Regions from separate parts of the Homo sapiens genome. Here region 2 is linked to region 1. The links are chromatin loops, found by intact Hi-C in ENCODE. Cell type or tissue: IMR-90. All regions are shown on one strand. Links, peaks and the distances in the headings refer to the core of each region. The heading gives the core; the rest is flanking DNA.

Region 1 (5,335 bases), core at 550-4,549:
AGAACCCAGGTTCAAACAAGTGCACTATGTCTTTAAACCTCTTTTATTTTTCTCCTTTTTAATTACATTCTAAAATGAGGATAACAATGATCAATCTCATAAAAAATTGTCACGAGGGTTAAATAAGGTCATATATATAAAGCTCCCAGTGATGCGCTAATAAATGTTTAACCACTGGCTCCCTATGGCAGGGGGTGGGGGAGTTCTGATTTGTGGCATTTGCCAATTTTTGTAGTGTAAAAACCTCACTATGGCCAATTTCAAGCTACCAGCTTGATATACTAAAGGTGAACAGGAGAAGATATGCTAATAATAGGGTCCTATGAACCAATACTAGCTGGCTCCAGCACACCACTGAATGCTTCTAACATAGTGTCTGTCATATAACAAACAAGAAATAGTAGGTATTTTTATTATTATCACATTGAGGCAGGTTCTCCCATAATTAAAAATTTTATGCTAAAACCACTCTAAGGAAGCTGAGGATTTGTTTTTCAATTTCTAGAAATAAACCTCTATGAAGATAGGATGTGAATGTCCTTACAAGGACAGAGAAGACCAGGTATCCATCCTGAGAACATGGGAGTCTTAAAACACCTTCGGCAAGAGCAGAGCTCTGAGCTAGCTCTATGAAAACAGGCAGATCTCTTGTTTCAACCTTTTGGCTCCTAAAAACAGCTTCTACACAGCTAATGTGGAAAGAAATGCAAATGTCTTAGAAAAAAATAACATGTCTCACATTTGTAGGTATACTACACCTTTACCCTAAAGTCATAAACTTTCACATACATAATTTCAGGGGGTTTGTGGTTTGTTTTGTTTTTTTTGCAACACTTCTGCAGGATTCACTCTTCTGGACACATTAATTAGTCTAAGGGATGTAACTCATGATCTAAATCAGATCAATGAGAATTCTGGTTTAGAATTTTTATATCTCAACTGGAGCAAAAGGGACCCTTTCCTTTCTGGTCACAAAGGTGCATAAGATGATGAGTTCAGAGCTGCAGTGGCTGGGTTCCCTGTCAAGTGAAATTAGCTGATTTCAAAGAATGCACAGGAGCTAGAAAGCCTGGGTGGTGTGTGAGTCCTTGATTCCAGCCATTTCTCAAGCTAGGTTCCCCCTTACACTTCCCTCAGCTGTGTTACGTAAATCTTATGTGCTGAAGCCAGCTCAAGTTGAAGTTTTGTTATCTGAAACAAGGGTCTTGACTGACATATTGTATTTCATTTATTAAATATTTGCTGAATGTCTACTACGTTCAAGGCATTGTGCTTTGTTTTATAGAAGAAAGTAAGATCCAGTGTTAGGAAAACAGTTCTCCAAAATCGTGAAAAGAGCAATGATGGAATCAGGACTGGATTCCCCATTGATTGCTATTTCAATCGAAATTCATTTTAACATTGCTGAATAGTAAAATATAGGTTACAAGCACGGGATCACAAGACATTTTCTTCAATCCATAATTATAAATCATGCAGTTATTCTCAATGAACATGCTCATGCTTTTAGGTGGGAGACTCCCAAGAGAGAAGAATATGGAAAGCTTAAGAGCAAATTTCTCACTGTTTCTGTGAGCATAGCTCCATTGTGCCAGTTTTGTATACGGAAGATAATACTTTAGTGAAGTCAGAGTACTAGTATCCTAAATTTGAGACTGCATTAAGCCAACACTGGCCTTTGTTCATTATTATTCGTATTGTCTTTACTTATAAAGAAAACCAGCATTTAGAAATATAGTTAGCCAGTTTTTCAAATTTAAATTATATTTTATCAACATCTACAAATTTTCAGCCTAAAATTCATTTAAAGAATGATGATTTAATTTTGAATTTAAAAAATCTGACACAAACATTTTTTCTAAGTCATTTTCCAAGGGAGATTTAAAGTAATTTTCATATTCTTTCCTTTCTGTTTTCCACAGATGAACATGATCCCCAGTTGTTAGTACCATTTTTGGTAAGGAGGAAAATGTGTACTGAAAATAATACTTGCATGCCAGCCATAGTGAAACTCTGATTCAACTTTGCAACAGTGATTTCATCACCAAGATTAGGGGATAAAACAGAAATGTGTATTACAGTCACAAAAAGTTCAGTCACACAACCTCCAGCCATGATCTCATTAGTTCTCATAATGTAAGAGGGATGGAGGCCTTCAAATTAAACACAGGTGTCCCGAGTAACCACAATGATTCAGAAGTGTTGCAAAGGGTCAGGGACACCTCTGTCTTTTTATTCTTTGTCCCCTCTTCCATTCCATCTCTCCTCAGAAACTTAACCTAGATGTATCACTCTAGCCTTTAACTTGGAATATATGAAATCAGAAGTATTAATCACCCTCCCAATTTCCTTTCTGACTTTAACTCTCATTTCAGGCTTCACACTCAGTCCCTGTTGCATCTTTATTGCTCATCGTATCATCCCTTCCCATGTCTCTCTGAAGGATTAAATCACACCCTAGTTATTTAAACAGTTTTGCAATTCTACCACTGCATCTGCTTGTCTCAGTTTCTCCACTCTCCCATCTAGTTTAAGACATACTGCTTTCCCTTGTCTTCCTTCTCCACGTATTTGACCCTCTGATGGCATTCTTTCTCTGTCTTCTTTCCCTCCTCTAGACTTGGTGGCAAAAACATGAATACAGAAATTCTCTCTGGGAATATAAATTGCCGAATCGTTATAGCTGGAACAATTCTGGGGCTGTTTCTTTCTGAGCTTTTCCCAATACACAAATTGTCTTTATCTTCACAAGTCCTTCATAGCTATTAGACATTAACAATTAGTGGGATTCATGTTCGAGTGTCTGAAATAAGAGTGGCTTGCTGCAGCCTCTGTAATCTGACCTACAGTCCCGATCTCTTATTATTACAAAAAATAGTATAATTTGGAGAAGGGAATAAGAGAGACAGTATAAAAAATTTGCCCCAACCTTGGTAAACCAGAATATTTTTGAAGAAATAATCATCATAAAACCAGAATATTGTTTTTGCTTTTTAATTTAAAGGAAAATGGCAGAGCATATGAAAATAAACTGATATTAAATATTAGGATTAAGAGAGAGATTTCCTAGGCTTTGTCCCAGAGTCAAGGGTCTAATCATCAACTCTTTTTACAAACACAACATAGCAAAATTGTAAAAATCTTCAGAATTTGACAATAATATCTTTACTCAAAGAGAAATTCATTTATATAAATTATTGTCTACTTACAAAGATAAAAAACTTTCCTACATTTTAAATTAACTTAAAAAAATTTCAAAACAAAAAGTTGTTAAAAAAATAAAAAGAATTTTTTTTCATTTCTCAGCTAATTGGAAAGTGAAACTAATATTAAGCAGAACACTGTATGCCCTAAACATTATACAGTCAAGGTTTTTCTAAATTTTTAAAAATCAACATAATAAACATCTCTGAAGTTGTAGCAACTGAGAATGTGTCAATGAAGCAAGCAAAATTAGATGTATCAAAGTGCCACCAGACATTTGATTTGTACCTTACCAAGCTGGTGATGTCTGATGTAATGGAAAAAACATCACTGGATATTAGCATACCTCAGTCTGTGAAATGATGGGAGTGGACCTAAATAATTTCTATGATTCTTCCTAGGTCTTAAATTTTGGAGTTTTATAGATGACTCTAATGAATTTTTTTCTAAGCTTAAAATAAGAGATGACAGTTGTCCATGGGTGAGGTCCAATGACTCAGAATAATGGTTATTAAACATTATACCTTAAAATATACCAATTAAATAAAACCTAGCCACTGGATAAAAATTAATCTCTTCCCACCCTAAGTTTCCTTCAGCACTTTTGCTTATAACTCTCTTATTGTACTTAACAGATTTTGTCTTGTACTGTAGTTATTTTTGTATATATTTGCCCAATTAGATTACCCTCAGGAAAGAGAACCATTTCTCCCAAAGTACAGTGTCTTCCAACTTGAAGTTGATTAATAAATGTTTTTAAATTCTTGGTCACAATATTATTAAAATGAATAGTTCTCTTGTTTTCACCTCTCTGGTTTTCACAATTTTAAAAACCACAGTATCATACAGGAATAATATTTATCACTCAAGGATTCTTCACATGAGGTCATATGCAGAAATACTCTTGCTATTAAAACACGGCATGGTAAAAACTTAACTCAGCCTTTCTCTTTGGATTCCAACTTATTTTTTTTTCTTATGGTTGGGGATTAGCTTCTTACCAATCATATCCTTTAATATTAATTCCTTTCCTTTTTTTTTTTTCCAGTTATTTAAGGCTATGTCATGGATCCCACTACTTTCATTCATAGTCACTTTACTACCTTGACTACTATACTCTTTCTTATAAAAAGAGTTGCTGCTATGAACATGATAACTTTCCCCAGCAAGGACTCCTCTGGGTCTTCAAAGTCTTCCAAATAAACATAATATTATTTCTCTATCAATGCCTGTTTTGTCTATTTTTCCTAGTCCTCCGTCATTTTCTCTATAAGGACAAATCTTACTGTTCTCCCTTTTTGTATACTGTACTTATAAATTCTCTCAATATAACTAAAGACATTTGAAATATTTCATTATTTGAAAAAATACTTTCTGATAAAAAATACGATTTAGAATTTTAAACTAATGGTATAGGGAAAACAATCGTGATTGAAAATAAGTATAGATCCCTTCCTCAAATCAGGCAAAACATTTCAGATAGATCAATGTTTACATTAAAAATAAAAAAAGAAACTTTGAAAGTATAAGAGTGGGGAAGACCTTTCTAAACAGTGTACCAATGAAGAAATAAAGGTTTGACAGCTTTCTTAAATAAGATTTTCTAAATTTTATCAGTAAAAATAGATCAAAACACCATAAATAACATGGAAAATAGACGACAAACTAGGAAAAAATATTCAGAACACAGATAAAAGAGTTCATATCCTTAATACATTAAGAGTTCATTCAAATCAATAACAAAATAATAAATACTTCAATAGAAGTATTGATAAGTAGTTCAATAGGACAGGCCATGATGATAAAAGGCAAAAGAGAAGTAGTACAAACAGCCACTAAACATAATTTTTAAATGTTCAGTCCCATCAGCAGTCCCATATATGCAAAATAAGACAGCAATTAGATATCAGGGCTTTTCCCCTATAAAATAATGAAAGATTATTTTTAAAATAATAATAACGACTGTTGTTCACTTCCAGGAAAATGGCATTCTCATAGACTGTTAATCGGAATATAGATTCACACAATCTTTCTGGAAAGTAATTGGACAATGTGATCTCAAAGACTAACATGTGCTTCCATTTGAACTATAAATTATTTTCTTCTTTATTTAGCATATATAATTATAAAG
Region 2 (5,335 bases), core at 823-4,822, 110 kb after region 1:
CAGATGGCTTTAAGAGAATCAATTTTGAGATTCTCGACTCCTTATGCACTCTTTTCTAAAAAAAATCAAGCTTCTACTTTTAAAATCCTATCTCCTGTCTTACAAAGAAAGGCATATCTTTCACCCATCTATAATTTTATAATAGTGCATTGCCTTGGAATATAAAAACATGGTGCCAAGAAAAGAGGCAATTGAACATTTGTGTCAATGTTAAGAGAATAACTTTTGATGGTTGATTTTAATTAAACCATATCAGGTAGTTTCCAGTTCCTCACTTTTACCAGGTTTGCAGGAGCATATAATCAAATAACCAGCTGATCAATGGTTAAAACTATTCTTTGATGATAGATTCCCATGGTTATATTTTGACAAATAATTCAAAAGGAGTTCAAAGAGTTGAGTGGTATTTCTATAATAAACTCCTTTTATCCCTGTCTACTTCTTATGTGAACAAATTTTCTCAGCATTCACATCTATAGAAATTGAATTGATGCTGAAATCCTGCCTCATTATAGCAATACAGAGATAAATGCAATAATTGAAAAAATACATCCAATTAATGATATGTCTTCTAATAAAAACTTTACTTATGTATTTATTTATCAAAATTTGTAATATGTATATATTCTTCCAATCAGTCACTGAAACTAATAATTATTGTAATGTAACGAACATTAAATCCAGAAGAAAATTTTCTTTCTGATCATAGAAACAAATTAATAAACTTTCATATACATGTTTTTGCTGTAGAGATATATAATACAGTATATAATTTAAAAATACTCTTAAGCATAAAATATCTTTTAAAATATATTAGGATATATTAAAATATACATTAAGATAAAGTTCTAAAGGGGAATGAGCACATTGAATTAAAAGAGGGGAAAATGATATAAATTTTGACTATAGAGCCAGTTCATGTATTTTTTAAATGCATAATGGTAGTTACCTAATTGCTATGGCATTTAGATTAAACTGCATATACTTAAGAGAGGGATATATCAATTCTATTTTTAAATAACAATATCTGCAACACTGGAAATTCTATCCTTTGCAATTACTTAGTCATAAAAAGAAAAATTTTGGACATCAACTGAAAAATACACAATAAGGTACATGATTTTTAAAAAATCAGATGTATGTAAGCCAACAGATTTTAAAACCAATGAACTCAAGTACTGAAGGAGAAAATCCTGAGTTTTATTTCAATTAACAATCTTTATAGTTTAGGTGTCAGATGCAGATAGTTATCTCAAGGATTTAGATGCAGATAGTTGTCTCAAGGATTTAGGTTTTAGTCATCTAAGAGAATATATACTTCTGTAATCTACATTTCAAACATAAGAAATCCCAGAAATGATCTGGCAATGTCAAATAGTTCACTTACAGTGACACAAAGTACAATGTTAAGTTTACAACTGACATTCATGACATCAGCTTCAAAAGATCCCTGTAATAGGACGTTCAGGCTGGAGTATAAAATACATTTCTTTTTTGGCAGATGTATACTGTGGAATACTAAGCAGAAGTTAGAAGCAACAAACAAGATAGATGTCTACACATTAATATGAGTGGATCTTTTTTGGTGCAAGGGGGCCAGGGTCTGGCTCTGTCACCAAGGCTGGAGTGCAGTGGCGCAATCATGGCTCACTGCAGCCTCGACCTCCTGTGCTCAAGCAGTCCTCCCACTTCATTCTCCCAAGTCGCTGGGACCACAGGTCTGCAACACCAAACCTGGAAAATTTTTAAATTTTCATAAAGACGGGATCTCTCTATGTTACCCAGGCTGATCTCAAACTCTGGGCTCAAGTGATCCTCCCATCTTGGCCTCCCAAAGTGCTGGAATTGCAGGCGTGAGCCCCCATATCTGGCCTATATGAGTGGATCTTAAAAACAGCAAAAAAAAATTAAGAAAGGGAACAAGATCTTTAGCACTACACCACATAAGTAAACAAAAGTTACATACAGAATCTTGAATAACAAAAAAGTCTGAAGAATTATTCCAGATTAAATACTCAAAAGATAACAAGTAAATGCAATGGAAACTGGATTAGGGAGAAAAAAAATGCTACAGAAAACAAACATTGCTGGGGACAATAAATGAAATTGGAGTATGAACTGTATACTAGATAACAGTAGTGTATCAATGTCAAACTTTCTAATTAGACCATTGTATGACAGCTATATAAGACAATATATTTTGTTCTTAGGAAATACATGCTGAAATGTTTAGGAATAAAGGATATAATGTCTACAACTTACTCTCAAAGAGATCAGAAAAATATTATGGACATATAAATAGAGAAAGATAAAACAAGGGTTGCAAAATCTTTACTATTTTTGAATCTGGGTAATGAACACATGGTTAATCTTTCTACTATAGCAATATTTCTGTAAATGTGAAATCATTTCAAACTTAAAAAGTAAAAAGTAAACACACATGCAAAACAACCTGCAATATTTTACGAGGATACATAGGGATTCAAATATACATATCAAATTTATCTGAGTAGCTGTCTATGAGAGGGGATAAGTGGGACTATAGAAATATAAAAACTAATAACAGGTATTAAACAAGAAGGGTCCCTGCTTGAACTGATACTGATAATGATGCTGTGCCTTGAACTAAGTATAGATAAATAGAGAGAAAAGAAAACTAATTCAACTCTCTGCTGTTGAGTTTCAAAAATAATAATTTAAAAAAAGAAGAACAAAAACAAGAACAAAGGAGTGTTGGCAAACCTCGGGCCCACCCCAATGGATGAACAGTGGGTAACAAGAGAATATCTTCATTGCCAGTTTTATGTGTTTAGTAAACATTTCAGATTACCTTGAGTTAATGATTCTCATTTGTGGAGGGTTTTAGGAACACGAACACAGAGACAGAGAAAAAGTCAGAGGGACACACACACACATATGCACACATGGAGACAGACACACACATATGCACACATGGACACACACACACACAGGCACACATGGAGACAGATACATATTGGGAGAGACAGTCGTCCTTGGGCCTTTTGTGATCCTCCACATCTTGCTGCAGGTGCCTGATCACTTGTTCTTTTACTCAGGCCATTTGTCCGGGTAATTTTCAGAGATGAGGTAACATCTCTCCTCTTGGACAACGAACAGGTTAACTTATTACTTGCCATAAAAGTGGTAGATTCCTTAAGCTCTGTGTTTCTCAGTTGCAATGCAAACTCACTGCGTGTGCAGCATTTATATGGCCCATATTGTGTCACCCTTGTGGAATTTGGGGCCAAGGGGAACCAATGTAAATATGTTGATGCTTATGATGCTTGCTGTACTGTAATAACATCTTTTGCCTCTGACCCAGAAATATCATGTAGCCAGCATTCATGCAGCAGTAATGAGTAACATAGACTATTAAGAAGACATGAACTCAAAGGTTGTGATTTAATAAAACTAATAATTTTGCTGCTTCATCAAGGACACTCTTAAGTGAAAATGGCATGGGTTTTATTGTGAGTGTATGGGAGTTACAAACACACTGAATACTGGCATGGCTGTCTTGATTCATGCTAAGGTGTCAGCATTTATTCCCGCAATTGCTTTTGCACAATCAGTGCAAATATCAATATAATTTTTTTTTAAGGCAAATGAGGTGTTAGTACTATTGTGAAACTAGCTTTGATCTGAAAATGCCTCAGACATCCCAGGGATCACTGCTCTAGGATAGATGTGCAAAATAGATTTTTGGGTCATAAGTTGTGTAACATTTCAAATTTACTAGACAATGCCAAACAGCTTGTCAAAGTGATTGCACCAATTTACATTCTCACCTGTAGTGTGTAAGAATCCTATCTGCACCACATCTTCACCAATATTTAGTATTTTCAGATTTCTTAATTTGTGCCAAACATAGTAGGTATAATTTGCCTTTATCTGAATATTAATTAGGTTGAACATCTTTTTATACGCTTATTGACATCTCAGATGCCTTCTTTTGTAAAGTGTTCAACTATTTGCATATTTTCTATTGGAGTATTTGATTTTATTAATTTGTAGTTCTTTATATATTCTTGAAACTGGACTGTGTCAGTTAAATGTGTTTGACTGTAACACAGTAGCAAATATCTTTTCCTCCACTGTGCTGTTTGTTTTATGGTATCTTTTGATTAAACTCTTCATTTTAATGTGGTTGAACTGGTTAATTACACATTTCATGTTCCTTATGTCTTATTTAAAAAATCCTTCTTTACCCTAAGGTCATGGGGATTTACTTCCATATTATCTTCTGAAATCGTTAATAGTTTGATTTCCACATTTAAGTATTGCTGGATCCTATGTTACAAGTATGCTTAGTTTTATAAGAAACTGCCAAAGTGTCTTCCAAAGTGGCTGTTAATAATAAATTTTTAAGCCTATGTGTATAGCTTGACACTGAATTCCATTTTTACTAGTCATCCCACTGAGCAAAAAGTATGTTTTATATTTCATTTTATTCACTGTACCTAGCATATAAACAGTCTAACAATTGGTGATGAAGGCTTAGAGGTTTAGTGAAGTGAACTGAATCTCAGTGGAGGTCGATTTATTTCATTTGGATAAACTGAGGAGACTCACGAGGTTAAAATGCAGACCTAATCAACAGTCTCTTATAAAACGTAGGATCCAGAGGATCTGCCATGAATTCCATTTTCACTATGATGAACTTTGCCCTTTTTTCTGCCCGTTTGTTCCTGCAATTACCATACTGAAGTTATACAATTCACATATACAGCAAGGCTCCACTCTGCTCATGGGATCAGGGACCAATTTCATTCATTGTTAGAGAGAATTTAAAGGGATGGAGGTCATTAGCTTTGTAGAGCAGCATTAAAATATGGCATGTTGTCGGTCCAGTTCTATTCCAGTTTTCAAGTGAATTCTAGTAGTTAGGCTCTGGTCCTGTTTCTTGTGAACAAGACACTCTTTTATATCCCAGTCTGAGAAACTAAACCACTTGTCTAGTTCCCTTGCTCCTGAGACTCTGAGGTCCTGGCCAGTACTTCATTTCTTTTTAAGCAAGGATCCCATTTGACTTTGGGGTATTAAAGTCGCAGCCTCCCTTGTTCTCCAACCTCTGGGACATACACTTACAGCAATCCACAGGACTTCCATGATGTTGACAATTTCCTGACTGAATCTTTATCTAAGCTCTGATGCCAGACCAAACTAGTAAAGTTCTCATAATGTGAATTGGATATAATGTGCTTAGTTCATTAGTTAACATAATTTGCTTTAACTAGACCCCTGTTGGTTATACAGCAGGGGGTACTGGGAACTAGACCAACTTCGAAGAAAAAAATAAAAAGCCTATGTCTGT

What was found. Hi-C counts contacts between places; a loop is a spot of excess contacts. Peaks named below come from ENCODE experiments on the same cell type or tissue, not always from the same donor. Only the 100,000 strongest peaks of a DNase experiment are listed, where the experiment ranks them.
Region 2: a loop joins it to region 1, with 2.2 times the contacts of the local background. A loop is called at or near these places in 1 of 110 quality-filtered maps.

Annotation. Positions count from the first base shown.
Region 1 is chr5:65,188,418-65,193,752 of GRCh38, forward strand. All of the region lies in intron 21 of ADAMTS6 (ADAM metallopeptidase with thrombospondin type 1 motif 6), which reads right to left. Among named protein-coding and RNA genes, the nearest start is that of ADAMTS6, 290 kb to the right of the region's middle. In IMR-90, for the core only: no CTCF peak of the experiment used is centred there; DNase peaks (open chromatin) are centred at 2,114 and 4,104; H3K27ac peaks cover 2,646 bases.
Region 2 is chr5:65,302,858-65,308,192 of GRCh38, forward strand. All of the region lies in intron 9 of ADAMTS6 (ADAM metallopeptidase with thrombospondin type 1 motif 6), which reads right to left. Among named protein-coding and RNA genes, the nearest start is that of ADAMTS6, 180 kb to the right of the region's middle. In IMR-90, for the core only: no CTCF peak of the experiment used is centred there; DNase peaks (open chromatin) are centred at 3,284 and 4,424.